Linked DNA regions of Mus musculus: region 2 is linked to region 1. Evidence: chromatin loops called from intact Hi-C (ENCODE). Cell type or tissue: left cerebral cortex. All regions are shown on one strand. Each heading gives the region's core, and the rest is flanking DNA. Links, peaks and the distances in the headings are about the cores only.

Evidence for each region. A loop is a pair of places that touch in the nucleus more often than their neighbours do. Peaks named below come from ENCODE experiments on the same cell type or tissue, not always from the same donor. Only the 100,000 strongest peaks of a DNase experiment are listed, where the experiment ranks them.
Region 2: a loop joins it to region 1, with 4 times the contacts of the local background. A loop is called at or near these places in 8 of 42 quality-filtered maps.

Annotation. Positions count from the first base shown.
Region 1 is chr19:4,706,129-4,716,777 of GRCm38, forward strand. It overlaps Sptbn2 (spectrin beta, non-erythrocytic 2), which reads left to right and starts at 5,080. Exons shown (of 37, transcript NM_021287.2): 1 at 5,080-5,516. Gm42061 (a long non-coding RNA gene) reads right to left here. Exons shown (of 3, transcript XR_003952887.1): 2 at 7,877-8,182; 3 at 7,521-7,799. In left cerebral cortex, for the core only: a CTCF peak has its summit at 5,740; DNase peaks (open chromatin) are centred at 5,056, 5,705, 6,248, 6,635 and 2 more places; H3K4me3 peaks cover 4,002 bases; H3K27ac peaks cover 4,598 bases.
Region 2 is chr19:4,641,863-4,652,511 of GRCm38, forward strand. It overlaps Gm960 (predicted gene 960), which reads right to left. Exons shown (of 15, transcript NM_001033447.3): 9 at 10,263-10,413; 10 at 7,811-7,957; 11 at 3,738-3,859; 12 at 251-361. Among named protein-coding and RNA genes, the nearest start is that of Rce1, 22 kb to the left of the region's middle. In left cerebral cortex, for the core only: a CTCF peak has its summit at 2,576 (motif pointing right); DNase peaks (open chromatin) are centred at 2,607, 4,628 and 5,409; H3K4me3 peaks cover 219 bases; H3K27ac peaks cover 2,790 bases.

The DNA of each region.
Region 1 (10,649 bases), core at 3,727-8,726:
TGTGTGGCTTTCTGAGCCTCCCACCTCTGCCTTTGAATGCTTGCATTACAGGCCTGTGCCACTATGAATAAGCATTTTCAAAAATCTCACACATATGGGGAAATGTCTAGAGTCCCATGTGGTTATGATATAAACTAAGGAGCAATGAGGTAAGGCTGGAGAAATACACGTGGCATGTAAGCTTTGCCACAAAGCCCCTAAGGATTTCAGCAGGTGAATGTTCTCTGTCAGACTGATGGATTAAAGATGCCATTCAAGCTGCCCAGAGAATAAGATGGTCCAGAAAAGAGACACAGAATAAGAAAAGGCCTAGACAGGGCTGGTGAGATGGCTCAGCAGGTAAGAGCACCCGACTGCTCTTCCAAAGGTCCTGAGTTCAAATCCCAGCAACCACATGGTGGCTCACAACCATCTCGTAATGAGATCTGACACCCTCTTCTGGTGTGTCTGAAGACAGCTACAGTGTACTTACATATAATAAAAATAAATAAATAAATCTAAAAAAAAAAAGGCCTAGACAAAACACTAACACCATCAGAAGCAAGTAATAAGCAGAAAAGAAACAGAGAGGAAAGGCCCACAGGAGCTGAAAAAACAAAACAAACAAGAGTATGGCGACCATAAGCAAAGAGTTGTCACCAATGCCAAGAGGGACACTAAGTAGCAGCTAGAATAAAAATAGCATCATTGATGACCATTTTGTAAGGAGCCTCAAGGAGTAAAAGATATATCTGGGTTGCAGTAAATCAGTTGCCTCAGGGACGGGGGAGATGGCTCGGTGGGTAAAGTGTTTATTGTACAAACACGAGGCCCTGAGTTCAGATCCCAGCAGCTGTGTAAACGCCAGGCGCTGGGGCAAAATTCCTGTCACCCTGAACTGAGGCATTCCTTTCCCATTTCAGTGATCTGGGTAAGGCATTCTATCAGTGTCTTCATTTTCTTATCTGTGAAATGGGCTTAATGTTTACCTCTCCTTGTTCCTAAAAAAAGTTAAAGCGGAGGGCAGGGGTGGGGGAGGTAGAGTGACTGCTCAGGGTTTAAGAGCACTTGCTGCTCTTACAGAGCATGAAGATTTTGTTCCCAGCCCCAGTCCGGTAGCTCAGAACCATTTGCAACTCCAGTTCTAGGGAACAGAACACCCTCTGGCCTCTGTGGGTACCAGGCACACATGGTGGACATATATACATACAGGCAAAACACCCATGCATAGAAAATAAAAAATATCTTTTTTTCCAATTTTTATTAGATTTTTCTTCATTTACATTTCAAATGCTATCCTGTAAGTCCCCTATACCCTCTCCCCGCTCTGCTCCCCTACCCACTCACTCCCACTTCGTGGCCCTGGCGTTCCCCTGTACTGGGGCATATAAAGTTTGCAAGACCAAGGGGCCTCTCTTTCCACTGATGGCCGACTAGGCCATCTTCTGCTACATATGCAGCTAGAGACACGAGCTCTGGGGGTACTGATTAGTTTATATTGTTGTTCCACCTATAGGGTTGCAGACCCCTTCAGCTCCTTGGGTACTTTCTCTAGCTCCTCCATTGGGGGCCCTGTGTGCCATCCAATAGATGACAATGAGCATCCAGTTCTGTATTAAAAAATATCTTTTAAAAAATTAAATAAGATAGGCTTGTATTCAAGGGGCAGAGGCAAGAGAATCCCAATAAATTGGGGGCAGCTTGGTCTAGATTTCATAGTCATTTAGTTAATTCCAGGTTACCCAGGGCTACAGAGTGAGACTCTGAGAGAAAAGAGGAAGAAAGGAGAGGGAGAAGTGTAGTGAAAACCTCAAGAAAAGTCATGTCCGTGACCGTTGTTACTACTACTCGCCGCTCTCCACCTTGTCAGTGCTTCTCCTTTCCAATCTCAGTCAAATGACGAGAATCCTCTTTTATTCCTCTTTACCCAGGTTTCTGCTCTCTGCTAAACTGTTTTCTAGCATCTGAAGTTTTCATTTGTAACACTGAATGTACTTTGTGGTCATAATGAGCGATTGTTTGATTACCGTCTGTGATCACCGTGGATCACAGATTCTCTTGGTCTGTGATCAAGGTTGCTAAAGCTGAGGAAGCAGAGCCAGTGGGTACAGAGAACTCAAGAAGGCTGCAAGCAAGCACAAGGCCATGGGTTCAGTTCCAACCAAGGGAAGGAGACAGAGTGGGAGAAGGTGGATGGTGCCAACACGCAACACGGACAGGCCATCAACATTGCCTGCTTTTTCCTTTCTTTCCTTCTTTCCTTCTTTCTTTTTTTCTTTCTTTCTTTCTTTCTTTCTTTCTTTCTTTCTTTCTTTCTTTCTTTCTTTCTTTCTCTTTTTTTTTTTTTGTTTTTTTTTTGTTTTTTTGTTTTTTGAGACAGGGTTTCTCTGTGTAGCCCTGGCTGTCCTGGAACTCACTTTGTAGACCAGGCCTGCCTCAAACTCAGAAATCCGCCTGCCTCTGCCTCCCGAGTGCTGGGATCAAAGGCGTGCGCCACCACGTCCCTGCATTGCCTGCCTTTTAAGCTCGCCTTAAATGTGTTTATGAGCTCACCAGGAGTGAGGGCCATGAGGGTGGGGGTGGGGGGATGAGATTTAGAACAGGGGCCAGAAGAATCATGAGAGGGAAGAATAGAGCTGAAGAGTAATACAGAACTGAAAATCCAGCTTTAACTCGAGGCATGACAGTCTAGCCAAGACCTTCCCCTGAGCTGTGGCTAGCCTAAGCAGGAACCTTGAATCCTTTGAGCAGCTCAGCACGCTAGGGGGATATCATTCCATTCACTTTGGCAACTCACAGGAAAAGGAAGCAGAGGTTCTCTTTGTCATTGACTGTACTGATTCACTACAGAGAAAAAGAACAAGTTTCCAAAGCAACCCAGTCGCAGAGCTGAGACAAGTGATCTCAGCATTCTGTTTACTGAGCATGCTTCCTTTCCAAATTGGGAAACAGTACAGTAAAGTCGGAGTCTGGTAAAACAATGGCTGCCGTGGACTGAGTGCTCGCTGTGGGCGGGGTGCTGTTCTGGTGCCGTGGACTGAGTGCTCGCTGTGGGCGGGGTGCTGTTCTGGTGCCGTGGACTGAGTGCTCGCTGTGGGCGGAGTGCTGTTCTGGTGCCGTGGACTGAGTGCTCACTGTGGGCAGGGTGCTGTTCTGGTGCCGTGGACTGAGTGCTCGCTGTGGGCGGGGTGCTGCTCTGGTGCTTTACCTGCAGTCATTCACCTGACCCTCACTTCGCATAGGCGAGGAAGCTCCATCACAAAGGAGCTAAGTACAGGTTTTTTTTAAAGATTTATTTATTATTTATTATATGTAAGTACACTGTAGCTGTCTTCAGACACTCCAGAAGAGGGCGTCAGATCTCATTATGGATGGTTGTGAGCCACCATGTGGTTGCTGGGATTTGAACTCCGGACCTTTGGAAAAGCAGTCGGGTGCTCTTACCTGGTGGTTGCTGGGATTTGAACTCCGGACCTTTGGAAAAGCAGTCGGGTGCTCTTACCTGCTGAGCCATCTCACCAGCCCCCCTAAGTACAGATTTAAGGACATGCTACAAAACCAGGTTTGTTGGTTTGTTTGGAGACAAGTCTCACTTTGTAGTCCAGGCTGATCCTCTAACCTTCAAGCTTCAGCCTACTGGGTGCTTGGCTTAATTGTGTGAACCAGCACTCACAGTTCCCAAGTAGATATTAACCTCAGGGCATCCAACTCCAAGGCCAATGCTGCCCCTGGTACTAGGGATTGAACTCAAGGCCTTGTGCAAGGCCACTGATCGACCACTGGGCTACCCCAGACCCCAAATCTATACTTTTAATTCTTCTGCCCTACTCTTTCTCTGAACAGACTAAGAATCACAAGATAAGGAGTCTCTGCCGTAAGTTAACTTGGTTAATTTGGACTTCCACTTAGGTGTCTGAATATCATTTTGATTATTAATAAGAGTGAAAATTAGAATGCTTTTAAGGTTTTTCAAAAGATTGTGCAATACTGGAATGAAGAATTAATTTAAAAACACTATTCTTTTGGTCAATCACAAGACCTAATATCACCCTTGCCTACTCTAACCACAACCTAACAGGCTGTCTCTGAGACCCTCAGTTCCCAGAATCCTGAGCCACAGAAACGAAAGGTTTGCAGTTTGCCTGATGCTGAGCTGATTCCCATCTCATCATCAGTTTTAATGTCTCCTGGCCATGTTTCCATGACGACTATCATGTACAGCTTGGCCTAGTCCTGAACATCCTGACTACTCCGGCTCTGGGGTCAGGAGAAGCTCATGTTTACACTGCTGGATGGAGTGAGGTAGTTTTTTTGTTTTGTTTGTAATTACAAATTCTTGGCTGGCCTGGAATTCCCATGTAGAGCAGGCTGGCTTTGAACTCAGGATTTGCCTGTCTCTGCCTCTTTCTGAACTCTGGGATTAAAGGCGTAGCACATTCTACATAAGTGACTTTTTAAAAATCATAAACACCCTGAAATACAGTTTACAGAAGGCTAAATTCCCGTTTAATGATAGAATCTCAGATCTGATTAGCAGTTTAACAAAACTCCCCAGTCCCTCCCCAACCCACTTTATACACGAGGAAAACCAGGGCCAGATGGATAAAACAATGCAACTGTTTGGTGGTGGTAGCAAGGTTTTGTTTTACTTTACAGATTTTTTAAAACTACATTGAACACAGTGATCTTACTCTGTGAAAATCATACCTGAAAAGTAGTGTGATTACATGTAGCTGTTTTAGATATGCATACCTTCCCAGAAAGAAGCAAAATGGTAAAATTTAGTTAACGATAAAGCTATTTTAATACCCTAAGCTCAATAATTCACTGAAAGAACATTCTTTTTGTGGTCCTTTCTTGTCCATCTCAGGCATTCCTAGTGTATGAAAGGGCCTAGCTCTTCTCAGGAGTATAGAACCCAAAGGCTTGCTACAAAAATCCATCTTTTTTTTTTTTTTTTTTTTTTTTTCTCCCTTCTGGTACCTCCCTGAGCTTAGTTAGCTCTCCAATCTGGAGGAACAGTACTTTCAGAGCTGGAGTGGGGGTGGGAGTGTCACATGACATAACGCACTTTTAGCACCCACTGCTAGCACCCACTCTGTGCATTTGCTCTGATTTGGGCATATTTCCTTCCTCTCCTAGGCAGATAGCAGCTCACCTTGGTTAATGCCATTAAACCGTAGACCACTCAGCTGCTAATAAACCAGGAAGAAACCCGGCCGTGCTAGGACTAGAAATGTCCATCCCTGCCCCCAACCCCCTTAAGACAGTGACTAGGCCGGAATTCTCCTGGTTGATAAATGAGAGGAGCTGAGGAGCCGCTGTGATGACGGTTCCGAGAATCTGATTTGTGAGAAGGCGAATCTCCAGGAGCACCATGGAGATGCTTTTGGAAAGCGGGCCAGCCTACCTGCCAGAAGGAGGACGAGAGAAAGGGGGCAAGGCAGAGAGAAACGCTTAAGCGAGATGGCCTGGAGGTGCCCCAAAAGGGACCTTTGAAAAGGAAACGGAGGCCGCATCTCGGGGAAACCTCGGAGGTAAGTGACATTTAAAGGGGTTGCGCATCCAGGCAAAGGCGCGACAGAGACAAAGGTGGAATTCCAAACTGGGAAGAATAAGCCTGGTTAACTGTGGGTGGTACCCAGACGCCCAAGGGTGTCGCGGGGCTGGCGAGGACCGGAAGGTGGGGGTCAATCGGGGCATCCACGCGGAAGACAGTGGGGGGTCGGGAACTGGCGAAGGAGCGAACGTCCTGCGTTTGCCCCGGGGAAGGTCAGAGACCCCCTACCGGAGAACTACTGCAGGAACCTAGAGGGGCCGCGGTTGCCATGACGCCGGGTGGGGAGGGGGATGACTCGCGCCCCGCCCCAAGCCCCGCGGGGCCGCGAGCTCCAGATGGTCCCGGGCCTCCCGCGGGAGCCGACGGCCTGCGGCAGGGGGAGGCTATTGTCCTCCTTCCGCGGCGCCGCAGTCCCGCCGCTCGCGCCCGCGCGCAGCCGCCACGCGCCCCGCGGCCGCCGGCCCCGCGCGCCCCCCGCGCCGCTCGCGCCCTGTGACAGCGCCCTCCTGCCGTGCGCCCTGGGCCGCCCCGCCACCGCCGCCAGTAACCTCCCGCAACCACCCCTCGCGACCGGGCTGTGGGCGCGGCGACAAGTGTGCCCCCACTAGCCGCGCTCCCCGTGCCCGGCAGGCGCTCCGCACCCAGGTAGGTGCAGCCGGCGCCCCGGCCCGCTTTGTCCCGGCCGGCAAGGAGGCGCGCTTTGTGCGGCCGCGTGCAGGCGGCGGGGTCGGTCCTGGGGAGCTCAGGAGGGAGGATGCGACGCCGAGTTCCCGGGTCCTGTGCGGGACACCCAGGTATCGCTGTGAAGATTCTGGGGGCCGAGGCTTGGGGCACGCGGACCTCTATGGAGCGCAGAGAAGAGTCTGGAAGAGTTGGGCTGACAGACGCGCTGATGGATCGGGGTCGCCTGGGCTCGGAGCGCTTCTGGCAGCGCATGTTTTTAGCGGTGCGTCGGTTCCTGCGGCGGACCGGCCAGTGCTGGTAGTGGGACTGGGGACGCACTAGGTCTGCCTGGGGCCTGTGAATACCCAGCTTCATCTAGCTCCGCAGCTTGTTGGCTATGGTGCTGCGTGGGCTTTTCCTCCCCACTGTGGTAGCTATAGCTCCATGCTTCCTTTTAGGGCTCTCATTGATAAGAGAAGTGGACACGGTTGGTGGAAATGGCTGTAGCTGCTTGAGAGGATAAAACCTCTTCGGGCAGTGAGGAAGTGTTGTGTAAGGTGTTTCTGGAGCCCCTGTACATTTACAGGCCTGTGGATTCTGCCTGTCACACAACTACCCAGCAAGGCTGCCTGACTGGGGTTCCAATTCTAGCTCCACATTCCATAAACACCATCTACTTTGGCTCCAGCCTCCTGCACCCCAGGAGCCCATGCATGACACTGCATGCTTGTCTGAGATGCAGGTTTGATTTCTCCGTGGGCTGTTTCTCAGCTGTCTTCCCCCATTACAATTCCAATTTTAAGAGCCTGTGTTTGTAGGTATTGTCAGTAGATATCCGCTACCCAGTTTCTCTTTAAGGTGAGGAGAGAAGAGTGAGTTTCATATGTGTACGTGTACATCTCAGCTTGAGCACCGGGCAGCCCTCTCGGCATGTTGAGAGGAGCACAGGATGGAGGGAGGGGGTGAAGGAAAAGCTAAGATGGAGCTTAGACTTTTCCGGTAAGGAAACTGATGTCAGCTCAAGCTTAGGACGGGGGTGGCAACCGAGGGGAAGTGAGTCTGAATAATTATGCCCCGGTAAAGGATTTTTCATTTATTTATTTATTTTTAGACCAGGTAATTTTCCTGCCAGTGGTTTGGGTGCGGAGGTAACGTGTGCAACACCATGCTCAGCCTAAACAGCACATTCTAAAGGAGAAAATGAAAGTCTCAGTGTCTTCAGCCCAGCTCCCACATTTCTCACTGACTGGGGAAAGGTTGGGTTGTTGGTTTTGTTTTTATTTTTTTTTCTCCTGTTCGTTGCTGTGATGCATCTTTCTCTTGCTTTTTAAAGTACCCTGGGTTTCACTGTGATTCTCTTTTCTTTTTTTTCTCCATGCCAATCCATCCATTTATACTTTGAGTCAAATGAGATTTTTAACTTTGCCACCGTCCCCATCTGCCCTAATGTATTATTCACCCTCTGGTCATTTATTCAGCTTTGGCTTCCAGAGGCTGTCAAGCCCTGCAGACCTTCCTCTAGTTGTTAGTTCCGTTTGATGAGCTCTAGAGCCTGCTTCATCTTCCCTCTGTCCTGGCCTGGGGCTCTCGCTCTGTCCTGAGTGAGAAGAGGTATTTCATTTAGCTTGGGATATGGCCTGCACACACAGGGAAGCCACCCACAGACACACTCACCCCAGACACTGTGCCTTCGAAGCTCTCAGAGGTCCCTAAGTGGTCCCAGCTGCTTGCTTGTCATCTTTGGCCATTAGTGGTCCTCCCTGAGCTGCCTGGGAATGAAAATCCCAAGCCCATTCCAGATGTGCTGCCCATTCCAGATGTGCTAAGCCTGATCTGTCTCAGTGGCCCAGCACTCAGGTCAGGTGGTTTGTATTTGCGACTCCTTGGTCCATGCTAGTGCTTAGCCCTGAAAGTCCTCCAGCTGAGAAGCAGGTCTTTCCTCCTCCTGTCTTCATTCTCTCCACGAGCCTTCTCTTCATCCTTAAGAAAGACATTGATTCAGTGACCAAAATAAGAATCATGGGAAATTCCTGTGATACCTCTTTATTGAATACCTGTTCTGCTGAGTGACCAATACTCCAGTTCTCAAGAAGTTAAAAGTGGAACAAGCAGAGACACATAAACAACTAATGGTCATAACTATGTTGAGCACAGTAACAGCTGCGTGCAGAGTGCTAAATGAAGCCCAGAGGAGGGAGGTAAAGAGTGGGGGAACTAGATGGCAAGGCAGGGCAGGAAATAGGCTTTCTGACTTTTCAAACTAGTGTCAATGGAGGAAGGTGAGAGAGGGTCAGCTGCCTGCAGGACCAACGCAGTCTGTACCCAGCCGGACTTGGGTGGGCATAGGTCCGGCAAGACCTCTAGCCTGAAGCTAGTGGGAGCTAACACTGCTCTGACACTGACCACATAAGCTTCGTGGGCCGGGCTGAGGTCAGCGGTTAAGAATGAGGGAATGCAGAACTATAATCTGGATTAACGGTGGTGCCTCCCTTTTGCCAGAGTTCACAAATCCTTGGAGGAGAATAAAATTGAGGATTCGCCATTGAAGGGGGAAGGCAGTATGGGGCTTGGGGTTTGCTCGACGTGTGAGCATGGAGATCCAGGTCATACATAAGGGACAATCGAGGTAGGAAGATTCAAGCAGAAAGCCATGGTGACGGTGATTGTTAGAACACAGGCAATAGATTGTGGAGGAGGATGACTGGGGCAAAGCTGGGCTGCCTAGAAACTGTCAAGACACAGACAGGGCCTCAGAGCCGCCGTGCTGAGCAGTTCCACCTCGTATTGTCCTGTGATCTATTGGAATAAACCCTATGGAGGCACCGCATGGCCCTGGGGGGTGTCTGTGACTTTGAGATCATCCGCGCCCTGTTAACTCTTCATCTGTATCATGCTGCTTGGAGATTCAGGTGCCAAAGCATGTGCAGCCCTAGCCGTGACCTGCGAAGAAGAGCATTCTAATGCTCTGCTTTTCATTTAGTGAGACTCTAGCTCCAGATGTTCTCCCCAGAATTACAGAAGGCAAGGCAGGCCAGGAAATAGGGTTTCTTTCTTTTTTTTCTCTTTCTTTTTCTGGTTTTTTGAGACAGGGTTTCTCTGTGTAGCCCTGGCTGTTCTGGAACTCACTCTGTAGACCAGGCTGGCCTCGAACTCAGAAATCCACCTGCCTCTGCCTCCCAAGTGTTGGGATCAAAGGCGTGCGCCACCACGCCCGGCTGGAAATAGGGTTTCTAATTCTTCAAACCAGTGTCAGTGGAGGAAGGTGAGAGAGGGTCAGCTGCCTTCAGGACCAGCCCATAGCCAAGCAGTCTGTGCCGGACTTGGGTGGGCATAGGCTCCAGCAAGACCTTCCCAGCCACACATCCCTGGAAGGTCAGGATCCCAGGCCTGGACACTAGTGGGTTCTGAGAGGAGCAAAGGGGCATGGTAGGGTCTGCAGAGAAGTTGGCAGCACTTCCCTACCTAAAGGAATCCATTGGCAACAAACAAGCACCAACAAAAAATCAGCCCTGGGGGCTGGTTTAGTAGGCTTGTAGGAGGTTTTAGCCTATAAAAGGCAAATAGTAAAACTAATGAGGAGGGCATTGGTGGCGCACACCTTTGATCCCAGCACTTGGGAGGCAGAGGCAGGCGGATTTCTGAGTTCGAGGCCAGCCTGGTCTGCAGAGTGAGTTCCAGGACAGCCAGGGCTACACAGAAAAACCCTGTCTCGAAAAAACCAAAACCAACCAACCAACCAAAAACCTAATGAGGAAAACTGGGCGTCTTAGTGCGAGTGATTCTGCCTGAAGGCCTGTGTTCTAACTCCCTTCCCTTAGCTGAGCTGAGTCGCCTCTGGTTGGGAGACTTTAACTCCACACACAGTGGGCTGAGGGCAGTGCTTCCGAGTCAGACTCGAGTTTCTTGTTCAAAACCAAAACCGTTGGGTGGCTGGCCCGGGTCACGCCAGGCTTACAGTGCTCTTCGCTCAGGGTGGTTCAACTCTGCCCTACAATTTAGTTTTATATAAATATTTACAGAGCAAATCCAGTGAGTCCATTGGTAGAAAATGATGGGAACGGAAGTTTCCTAGTGGAAACTAAGCTCTTTGTCTATAGGGTAAGGGTAACAAAAGACCCAAATCTAGGGACCAGAGACCTTTGTTCTTTATAATTTGGCCTCCTTAGCTTTATCTGTCATCTGAGAGGAAAGCCTCCATAAGGAATTGCCTAGAGCAGACTGGCCTGTGGACATGTCTGTGGGGGATTGTCCAGATTATTCATTGATGTGAGAGGCCTCCATCCACTGGGGGTGGCACCTTTCCCTGAGTGGTCTTGTGCTATAGCAAGAAAGAAAGGAAGGAAGGAAGGAAGGAAGGAAGGAAGGAAGGAAGGAAGGAAGGAAGACAGACAGACAGACAGACAGACAGACAGACAGACAGAGATAAGCAGGAACTGCTGCTCTGACT
Region 2 (10,649 bases), core at 2,536-7,535, 65 kb before region 1:
TATGCTTGGTGCCTACGGAGGCCAGAAGAAGGTGTCCGATGCCCTGGACCTGGAGTTACAGATGGTAATTAGCTGCCATGTGGGAGCTGGGCATTGAACATCTGGGAGAGCAGCTCTTAACTGCTGAGCCACCTCTCTAGCCCCAACAAATACTTCTGAAGGCACCTGGTACTCAGTAGGATCACACTGGAAGTGTTCAGCACTGTATGTTATGTTGTAAAGCCTGCTGCAGAGTGCCCCATCTTCTAACCTCAAGAGCCTGGAGGCATGTCTTCCTGAAGCTGCTGCGGGTGCTTCCAGTCAACACACTCATGATGGAGTTCACAGCCACAGAGAGGGAGGCCTGCAGTCTCTGTTGAGTCTGGAGTAAGGGGAAACCGTGTTAGCCACAGAGTGCAGGCTCCGAGAATGCCAAAGGGGTGAAGATTCTACTCAAGGCAGTGACTAGACAGTGTCACCACTGATACTTAATAAGATGATGGCATGACCTTGATTTCTATTGTTTTACAACTCAAAACGTTCTGTTCTTTCATAGAGATAGCATAACAACATAGACATACTAAGAAAAGACAGCACTGGGTAGGGACTGGGAAATGTAGCTCAGTTGATAGAGTGCTTGCCTAGCGTTCATGAGGCCCTGAGCTCAAGCCCCAGCACAGAATAAACCAGGGATGGCGCATATACCTGTAATCCCAGAACTGTGGAAGTAGAGGCAGGAGGATCACAAAGAAGGTCAAGATCATTGTCCACGAAGAGTTTGAAGCTAGCTGAGACTATGCTAGTCTGTTTCCCAAACAAGACAGTAAGACATAGTTGGCACTGGATATGGCTCACAGTTATGAGCAAGTGCCGCTCTTACAGAGGGTCAGTTCCAAGCATCCATGTCAGACAACCCACAGCCACCTAGCTCCAGTGGCCTCTATGAGTACCCGCGCACACAAGCACCTAATTAAAAATACTTTAATGGCACAAGCCAGCTAGGAAAGATGATGGCAAGCGAGTTTCCTGGAGATGGCCCACCAGTCGGCATGGCTGCAAGGGGTGCACTCTAGTGAGGCGTAGCCCCAGAGACTTGGTCCCAGGATTGCTTCTTGGGGCTGATGTGCTTTCTCAGCTTGTCTTTGCCATAGTCCTCATTTATGTGGCTTGGTGTGAGTGGACACCAGGAGACCCTCACTGCCTGTAGCCTGGTGTGATTACTTCCTGGGTGATGGCCCACTCTGTTGGGCAAGCTTCCTGCAGATTAACATGAAGATGACCTTTCATATAATAATGCTATTTAGATGTACTGATGACCTTATAGAATTTCTAATTCGATTCAAATAATTTTAAGAAGAAACTTTAAGGGGATTTTAGTTATTTTGATAGAAAGGTATAATAAAGTTAGAATCAAGAATAGAAGTGCCCTCCTCAGACAATAGTGAGTAAAGACTGCATAATAAGGAGGGCAATGAACTTTCATAAATTACACTAAGAAGGGAAACAGGGTTGGGACAGATGTGTGATCAAGGAAAAACATTCATTCTAGATGAGATCCAAAAATGAAGCCACAGGTGTGCACTATGATAAAACAAGGCCACATGAAACTGTTCCTTTGAACTTATCATGAGCTTATAGAATGAGACACTGCTTTGAACTTAATATTGACAACCTTCTTTAACTCCCTTTTGTGTAACATTTATCTGTGAGGTAATTTCATAAAGAACTTTTGCCTAAGAAGGTATAAAAAGGCTGAGAGAAAAAACAAAGTGTGACTGTTGGGGCCCTGCTCCACCCACCAAATGTATATATGTGTATATATGTGTGTCTCTATATATGTATATATGCCTGTCTGTATGTACAACATATATATGTACATATGTTTGTGTCTACATACATGTGTATGTATATAAATATGCATGTGCACTTGTGAAACTGATGAAACAAGTGGTCAGGCCCAGCCACTGTGCGTGTGCGTGTGCGTGCATGATTTTCTCTCTATCCTTTTCTTTCTCGCTGGCCTCTTAAGAGTTACAAGAGTTCAGCCGGGCGTGGTGGCACACGCCTTTATTCCCAACACTCGGGAGGCAGAGACAGGCAGATCTCTGAGTTCAAGGCTAACCTGGCCTACAGAGTGAGTTCCAGGACAGCCAAGGCTACACAGAGAAACCCTGTCTCAAAAAAAAAAAACAAACAAAACAAAACAAACAAAACAAAGTTCCAAGAGTTCAGAGTTTCTTGCCTGGCAGTCTTGTCGGCCCCAGACACTAAGTTCTGTCCATCAGCAGTGCTGACCCTGACACCCCTCCCCCAACTGCTGTTAGCACTACCCAATCATCTCAATGCTTCCTTCAGTTACCTGGAGGTCGGGGCTGGCCTTTAGCACAGTAAATTGACGTTTGTTGCTTGCCTGTTTCTATGTAGTGAGACAGGCTCTCACTGTGGAGCCCAGGCTGGTCTCGACTTCAGAGGTTCACTCGCTTGCATCTCCTGAGGGCCGGGATTAAAGGTGTGTGGCACTACACAGGGCTTTGATTCGTTTTCATTTTATGGATCTGGGTCATCTTACAGGAATTATTTGTGTACCACATTTGTGGCCAGCAGAAGCCAGCAGAGGGCGTTAGATGCCCTAGAACTAGACTTACAGACAGTTGTGAGCTGCCTGCCTTGTGGGTGGTAGGAATCAAAACGGCTCTTCTGGAAGAGCAGCCAATGCTCTTAACTGTGGAACCATTTTCTCAGCTCTAAAAATAAATCTTAAAAAACAAAATAAAAAGCCGGGCGTGGTAGCGCACGCCTTTAATCCCAGCACTTGGGAGGCAGAGGCAGGTAGATTTCTGAGAGTTTGAGGCCAGCCTGGTGTACAAATTGAGTTCCAGGACAGCCAGGGCTACACAGAGAAACCCTGTCTTGAAAAACCAAAATAAGTAAATAAATAAATAAATAATAAAAAAATAAAGCAAATGTTTACTTTTTTGTGTTAAACCTATTGTTTGAGTCTATGATATGTGCAGGTTTGCACATGTCACAGTGTACGTATGTTTGGAGGTCAAAGAATAACAAGTTGGTCCCCTCACTACACCTTTAGGAGGGTCCCTGGGATCAAATTCAGTTGGTCAGGCTAGTGTGGCAAGCGCTTTGCCAGCTGAGTCATCCCTGTGGCCCCTTACTCTGTGGCAGGGTCTCACACTATAGCCCTCTACAAGGGAGTTAAGAAATGTATTACCAAAAGTGCACAGATTGGAAGAACTCAGTCTGGGCACAGCAAGTGTGACATTATTAAAGAATTGGGAAAATGAGGGCAAAGGGTAATGTTTACTGAAACATCAGCTCCAGAATGCATGGGATCAAGATGCACAGAGAAGGAAAACATAGAGGAGATGGTGGCAAATGCCTTTAATCTCAGCACTTGGGAGGCAAAGGCAGGCGGATCTTTGAGTTCCAGGCTAGCCTGGTCTAGAGTGAGTTCTGGGACAGCCAGGGCTACACAGAGAACCCCTGTCTTGAAAAACCAACCAACAAACAAAACCAATGAAGCAAAGCATCAGAAAGAGGCACAGTTGCCATGTTTTTAGTGTTATTGCCGTTGCTATTCAAGCACAAACTGTCTGCTTGTAGCCTAAATGAAAGCTTAGCTCCCTGCCCAGGTGCAGTGCTTGCTAGGACCTCAGCAGAGGCAGAACAGGAAGAGGTACCAAGGGAAAGGAGGGTCCAAGGCCCCTGGACTATCCACACCCAGGCTGTCAATCTCTTGTTACCTTGGCATCATGGTGGTACAGCTGCCAGACCTGATCCACAGCTGACTGGATGGACTGCTGTACCGTGCTGCGGCTCTCCGAGAGGATGGCGCTGAGATGGGCTGTGAGCAGAGTGTGGAGTCCTGAGAGGATAAGAATGTTAGACCCCTGAGTGAGGATGACTACTGCTCACACGAAGTGACAGGACTGGAGCTGCGGTAATGCCTCCTGGAGGCAGCCACTTCTATTACCTCTCCACAAATAATTACTTTTTAGAGACAGCCCCTCTCAATTCCCATTTGCAAAAGCAAGCTGAGGAAAATTTAAGTGAGTTACATTGCTTTTGAAGAAACAAATGCTAATTCACGCAATGAACAATAATAGTGGTGTCTGCCAAAGTGGCATCCTCTTCCAAAGGAGAAGGAAGCCTCTTAGGGGAGTCTAGCCCTCCTCTATTCCTCTTAGGAGAGTCTAACCCTCTTCTATTCCTCTTAGGAGAGTCTAACCCTCTTCTATTCCTCTTAGGGGAGTCTAACCCTCTTCTATTCCTCTTAGGAGAGTCTAACCCTCTTCTATTCCTCTTAGGAGAGTCTAACCCTCTTCTATTCCCTCTAGGACATCACTGATAAGGGAGCCCCTGTTGTCCGCAGTGTGTCATTTTTTACGTGCTGTAGTAAAGAAAAGGCTAAAACGTACAAACATTATTTAAAGTGGAGCTAAGGTCGGGGATGCCACTCAGCTGAGCACTTGCCTAGCATGTGTAAGCAGCCTTGGGTTTGATCGCCAGCATCACATAAACTGGGCATAGCACATGTCTGTGATCCAGTACTTAGGGGATGGAGGCAGGAGGATAAGTGGTCTAAGGCATCCTCGGCTAAGCAGTGCATTTGAGGCTGCCTGGAGGCATGTGAGTTCCTGCCTCAAAACAAACTAAAAATAAGCAAACTGGGGATGATCTCAGACGAGGCGACCATAGCCACCCCTGCTTAGCATTACTCAGAGGCCGACGCGGGGCTGGAGAAGTGGCTCAGTAGTTAGGGGCTCTTGATCTTGCAGAGGACCAGGTTTGATTCTCAGCACACACATGGAGACTCATAGCATCTATAACTCCAGTTCCAGTGACTCTGACTTGGGAATGCTAAGCACTCATGTGGTACATATACAGACACACAGGCAAAACATTCATTCACATACTCACATACACACACACACACACACACACACACACACACACACACACACACACACACATATTTTAAAATAAAAGTTAGAAGGATCAATTACTATCACAGGGCACCACAAAGCTCTCCGGGGAGAGAAGGTTATCTTCGATTTTATAAAGGAATGTGCAACTAGCAGTAAGAGAGCGCAGGTTAAAGGTTTGTCACCAGTCAGTGACAATGAGGTAACTTCATTCACTGCACTTCATGCAGAAAACAGCATTTCTTATCTGCTCTCTCAGATATGTTGTCTAGATAAACTGAGATCATGCAAAAGGAAGTATTTTGATACACACATGCAGTGTTCAAAGTGGGGGAAAGTACTGCTGTTGTCATAGTGACGGAACACGTAGATTCTATTTTATATATGCTGGCCTCAAGAGGAACCCAAGAAATGAGAAGTTTTTGAAAGCATACATTTAATTAAAAAAAAAATTATTCCTAAAACTGTTCCCACCACCAGATGCTTCTGACGCTGTAGCAGAATAAGGAGTTAATCATGGAAGCTCCGTGACAAGGTGGGCGGGGGCCAGCGACTGATTTTAAAGACACAGGAACTCAGACTAAGGCTGCACAATCTGCTTCTAAAGCAAGGAGCTCTGGAGAAGGTGTCCAGGGCAGTAAGGAAGGCGGGGGAAAGACAAAGCAGACTCGCTGCCCTCGCGGTGCAGCCTGCAGAGGCTGCCCTAGCCCTGGAGGGCTTCCAGTAGGCTGCTTTACTTACTATGCAGCAGGAGAGGAATTTTAATTACTATTTTTAAAGATAAAAAAGTTATTTATGTTTATCTGCATGTATGCATGTATGTATACATACACACCTCGAGGTGCTGCAGAGGCCCGAAGATGGCATCAGATCCTGGAACTTGAGACAGCAGCTGCTGTGAGCCATTTTACTTAGGTGCTGGGCCTGACTCTCTGCTCCTCTGCAGGACTCACCTTGCTCTTAACCACAGAGCTATCTCTTCAGCCTGGCAGTGATTTTTGTTTTGAAACAAGGTTTTTTTTAATATTTATTTATTTATTATATCTAAGTACACTGTAGCTATCTTCAGACACACCAGAAGAGGGCATCAGATCTCATTACAGATGGTTGTGAGCCACCATATGGTTGCTGGGATTTGAACTCAGGACCTCTGGAAGAGAAATCAGTGCTCTTAACCACTGAGCCACCTCTCCAGCCCCGAAACAAGGTTTCACTATGTAACTCAGGCTAGCTTAGAACTAGCCAAGATGGCTTCAAACTCAAAGTGATCTACCTGCCTTTGTCTCCCAAATGTTGGGATTAAAAGCATGGGCCATGCTGGGTGATATACTTTAATAGAAAGCACTTTGGAGGCAGAGGCAGGAAGATCTGGAGTTCCAGGCCAGCCTGGTCTACAAAGTGAGTTCCAGGACAGCCAGGGCTATACAGAGAAACCCTGTCTCATAAAACAAACAACCCCCCAAACCAAACAACAACAATAAAAACAGTGTATAAGCCACCATACCTGGATTTTTATTTATTTATTATTGTTTTTTAGCAGTGATTGTTTAAATCTAAAAGTGAGTCTACTGAAGAGCTGCAGGCCTTCCGAGATATGCTAAATGGAAGTGTCTAAATGATCTTAGTATAACAAAAATGACAGGTAACGCTGCTTTAAAGACATCTGAGTTCTTTGAGTATGTTCAATAGACTCAGTGTCAAACTCAAATTATCATAGGGTTATCCTCTGGCAAGCATTTTACAATTCTAGAAAGTAACAGATCTTCAGTCTCAAGACAGCATTTGGCCTCCGAAGGGCCTTTGATATCACCTAATTTAACAGCTCATGTTAAAGACTGAAAAGGGAGGCTTGGCTGCTGTATGTGACTTGATTTTCAAACACCACTGAGGAAGCTAGAATCAGAGCTAAAAGGAAACCCAGCAGTTTTAATTATTCCCTGAGTCCTCTCTCCTGCTCTGCGCAGTAGTTTGTCTTTGTGTGCACATGCCCCAGAATCCTCACCAAATCCTCCTCGCTTGAGCCTCATAACCTGGCTCCCTTTTCTTTCCACTCTTTTGGCCTCAGTCAATGGAAGGAGGCACCAAAGAACAGCAGCTTCTCGGGGTTAAAGGCCTGAGCGCAGGAAAGCTGTGCTGCTCTCCCAGGGCGTGTAAGCACCAGGGAAGGAGCAAGAGCAGGAAGGCAGGTGGCAGGAAGGGTCAGTCTCATTCTGACAACCACGAGTAACCAGCACTAGTCATTGGCAGAGCTTCTGAGCTGGGTTATAAGTAGTCTTGTTTCACCCATGATGCAGTAGGAACCAATAGCACAGCAGGAAGAACACAAGGGCAGGGTTCTCCACGGCCCACAGAGAGTGGAACACTCCAAAGGAGGCTTACAAATGTCCTGAAGCATGTCTAGGCCCCAGTTCTTGTGACTTTCTTCCATTTAGGAATGTATTGATCAGCTCTTAAGATCCACTTCCTGGGATTCATTGGAGTAAAGTGAGTGACCAAAAGTCACTCAAAGACGTCCAAGTCTCACCACCTCTGTTCACCTGAAAAGCGTGTGAAAACGCACACCTCAAGCACTCTAGATTTTATAACAGTGCAAACGTAATGAATCATTCTTCACACAGGGAGCTGTGGGTCTTCAAATAACCCAGGCGATTCAGATACGCGTGTTCCGTGGCCCACAAACTGGAACCATCCCATTACCTGTGAGGAGGAAAACCTTTCTGATGACTCCCTGACTGCACCAGCACCGAGACAGGCCTCTTTCCTTGATCCATCTAGAAAGGCAATGCTGGTTCTTTACAGATTACATGGATTGGAACAGATGTCCACACCCTCTCTTTCTGCACCTAGTGCTTGCCACACCCAATCTGGCTGCTGCATTTTTCTACACATACCCCAGATTTTCGCTTGTTGTACTGGGACGTCACTTTGGAAATCCACAAATAGGAAAAGTAGCAGAGCTGGTCCCTGTGCGTTCATATTCTGAGACTGATTCCCCTCAGGCGACTCTGCTTTATAATTCACATCTGGAAGCACAGACTCTAGAGGAAAAGACAAAGACTAAGGTAAGTCCCGTACACACCAAGTGACCCAAGAACCGACATCTTGACCAAGAAGGAACCACCAGGTCTAAATAGAACACTCAGCCCCACTTCTGAATTTGTTTCTCCACCCACACGATGGCAACAAATAGAGTTCCATGCAGAATATCAACATAGCCAGGCACGTGCAATGCACAGGAAATAGCATCCGTGTGCATTTACTGTGGAAGTATTACACAACAAATTCATTTATTTCTTGTGTAATGTTTTCGTTTCCTTGAGAAAGGATCTCACTAGGTAGCCCTGGGTGGCCTGAAGCTTGTTGTGTAGACCAGACTGGCTTTGAACTCACAGAATTTACCTATCTCTGCCTCCTGAGTCCTGGATCAAAGGCATGCACCACCACACCTGGCCTCTTGCACACCTTTCTAAGGCGAGTCTGGCTAGTAAGAGGCCCAGGTCAGATTTAAACTTAAGTACTGATATTCCAGGTAAGTTGTGCTACATGCCAGGTGCCATGTTAAATTCCTTGTATGTCCTATCTGAAGATTTAGACTTCATAACTTTCTTGAGTAAGACCTATTCTTACCTTTTACAAATAAGAAAAGGGGCAGTCAGCTTAAATACCATGTCCAACCTGAGCCTGTGACTTGGTAGAACTGAGTGGTAGACCCTGCCAGATCAACTCCAAATCTGTACTTTTAAGTTCTAGCTGCACCTTTTAAAGTCCCACAGGGCAGCCCCGTACCGAGGTGCATGGGGAGCAGTGTCTCCCTGTGGACCCTAGTTCTGTCCTTTAAGAAACAAAGGGGAGCAAGGGAGATTACAGCGAGTTGAGGACAGCCTAGGCTACACAATTTAACACACTGTCTCAAAAAGCAAAAGAAGAAATGATTGAGAGAAATGAGGGGGTGTTTCCTGTATTATTCATTTAAAACACTAATGGACCAAAGTTGAGACTCAGTGAACTGTAGAAACAATGGAAATCAATACAGCCAGAGAATAAAAAGTGGCCCCTGACAGTGGTGCCAGACTACACATGCCTTTAATTTAATCCCAGCACTCACTTGGGAGGCAGAGGCAGGAGGATCTCTACAGGTTCGAGGCCAATATGGTCTACAGAGTGAGTTCCAGGAAATCCAGCGGGAACCCCCATCTCAAAAAATGCCCAAACAAACAAACAAACACAAAAAGAAACAAGGAAAAAAAGAAAAAGAAAGGGGAAGGGGAGATGTAGTTCGGTAGCTCAGATGGTAGGGTGTTGCCTAACATATATGAAACTCTGGGTTCAATCCCACCCAGCACTGCATAAACCAGGCATAGTGAGACATGTCTGTAACCCAGCACTTAAAAGGTAGTAGAAGAAGAAGGATTAGAAGTTCAAGGCCACTCTTGGCTTCATATCAAGTTGGGGCCAACCTAGTCTATAATAAGATTCAATTTCAATTTTAAAAAAATTCTATTTAGAACCCATGACAACTCACATTAGGACTGAAAATAATTTCCTCTCAAAACTACTTACTACTGGACTTCCCCAGGCTGCTTCCTCTCTCCTGTCCTCTGGGTAGTGTTTCAGAGAAGCTCCTCTAGAGGCTGGCTTCTTAGATTATCCTAGAGATGCTGCCTTATCCAAGGTGCAGCAACTTTCTCATACTAGTGGGAATCTTAGAATACCACTTTCTCGACTGGCCATTTTCCATAGGGCCCAAAGAGTCAAACTGCGAACTGTAAGCCTCCAAGACCTTCGCCATGGCTGCAGCCCACTCCTCAGTTGTATTCACTGGTCCAGTCATTAACCATCCAATTTCTAGTAAGTATGCAGTTTTAGTACAACTTACCCCAAATTAACATGGCCAGACCCTACATGATACCACGGCCAGCTTTCTAGGTTTAAGATATTAAGCTGGCATTTGTGTTACATTTAATTTCTTCTGAGTAGTTCTCTGTGTATTAGCACCCATTTCAATAGGAATCATTTCTCTTCCATGTACAGAAGAGTGGTTGCTCACAAACAAGTGAAAGTATGGCAGAAACCTTCGGAGAAAGTCCCCAGGAAAAGTGCGAGAAATAGAGGCACCAGCGGAAGTGAGAGAACAAGGGTCAGACTGCACTGGACAAGCAGGCTCTGCCTAAGTTTTACTGTGGACACTGCCTGACTCTACATGGACTCCCCAATGTGGTCAGATCCTATCCTATTGTCAGGCCAGCATATTGCAGGGCCCTCTTTTCACATATGTCTGCTATTTACATTCATTTCTCTAACTCCTTAGGTTTCTAAGTTTTGGTACAAAATACAGATACATACGTGTATCCAAATTGAGATCCAAATTGGGCACCATAAACAAATTGTATTTCTTCCAGTCAATGAAATAAGAGGTATCTCTGAAGACAGCTGTACTTGGCTGATCCTGATCTGATGATAGCAGAGGCAGACCCAAAGGTCCATATAGAAATATGTATGGCTGTTAAAGAAAACTGTCAAACTTTTCTTTCAACTGTATACTCTCTTGTATAAAACTTATATCCTGACCTAGTTCACACTCCCAGGAATATACACATATGCTAGACAATTGCATGTTTAGGTTTTTTCCACTCCAAAGACAGGTATAGTGCACCTGAGATTTACTGGGAGCCTCAGATCTCTGTAGGAAGTTAATGAATGTGGGCTACATCTAGAACACTGGGACAATTT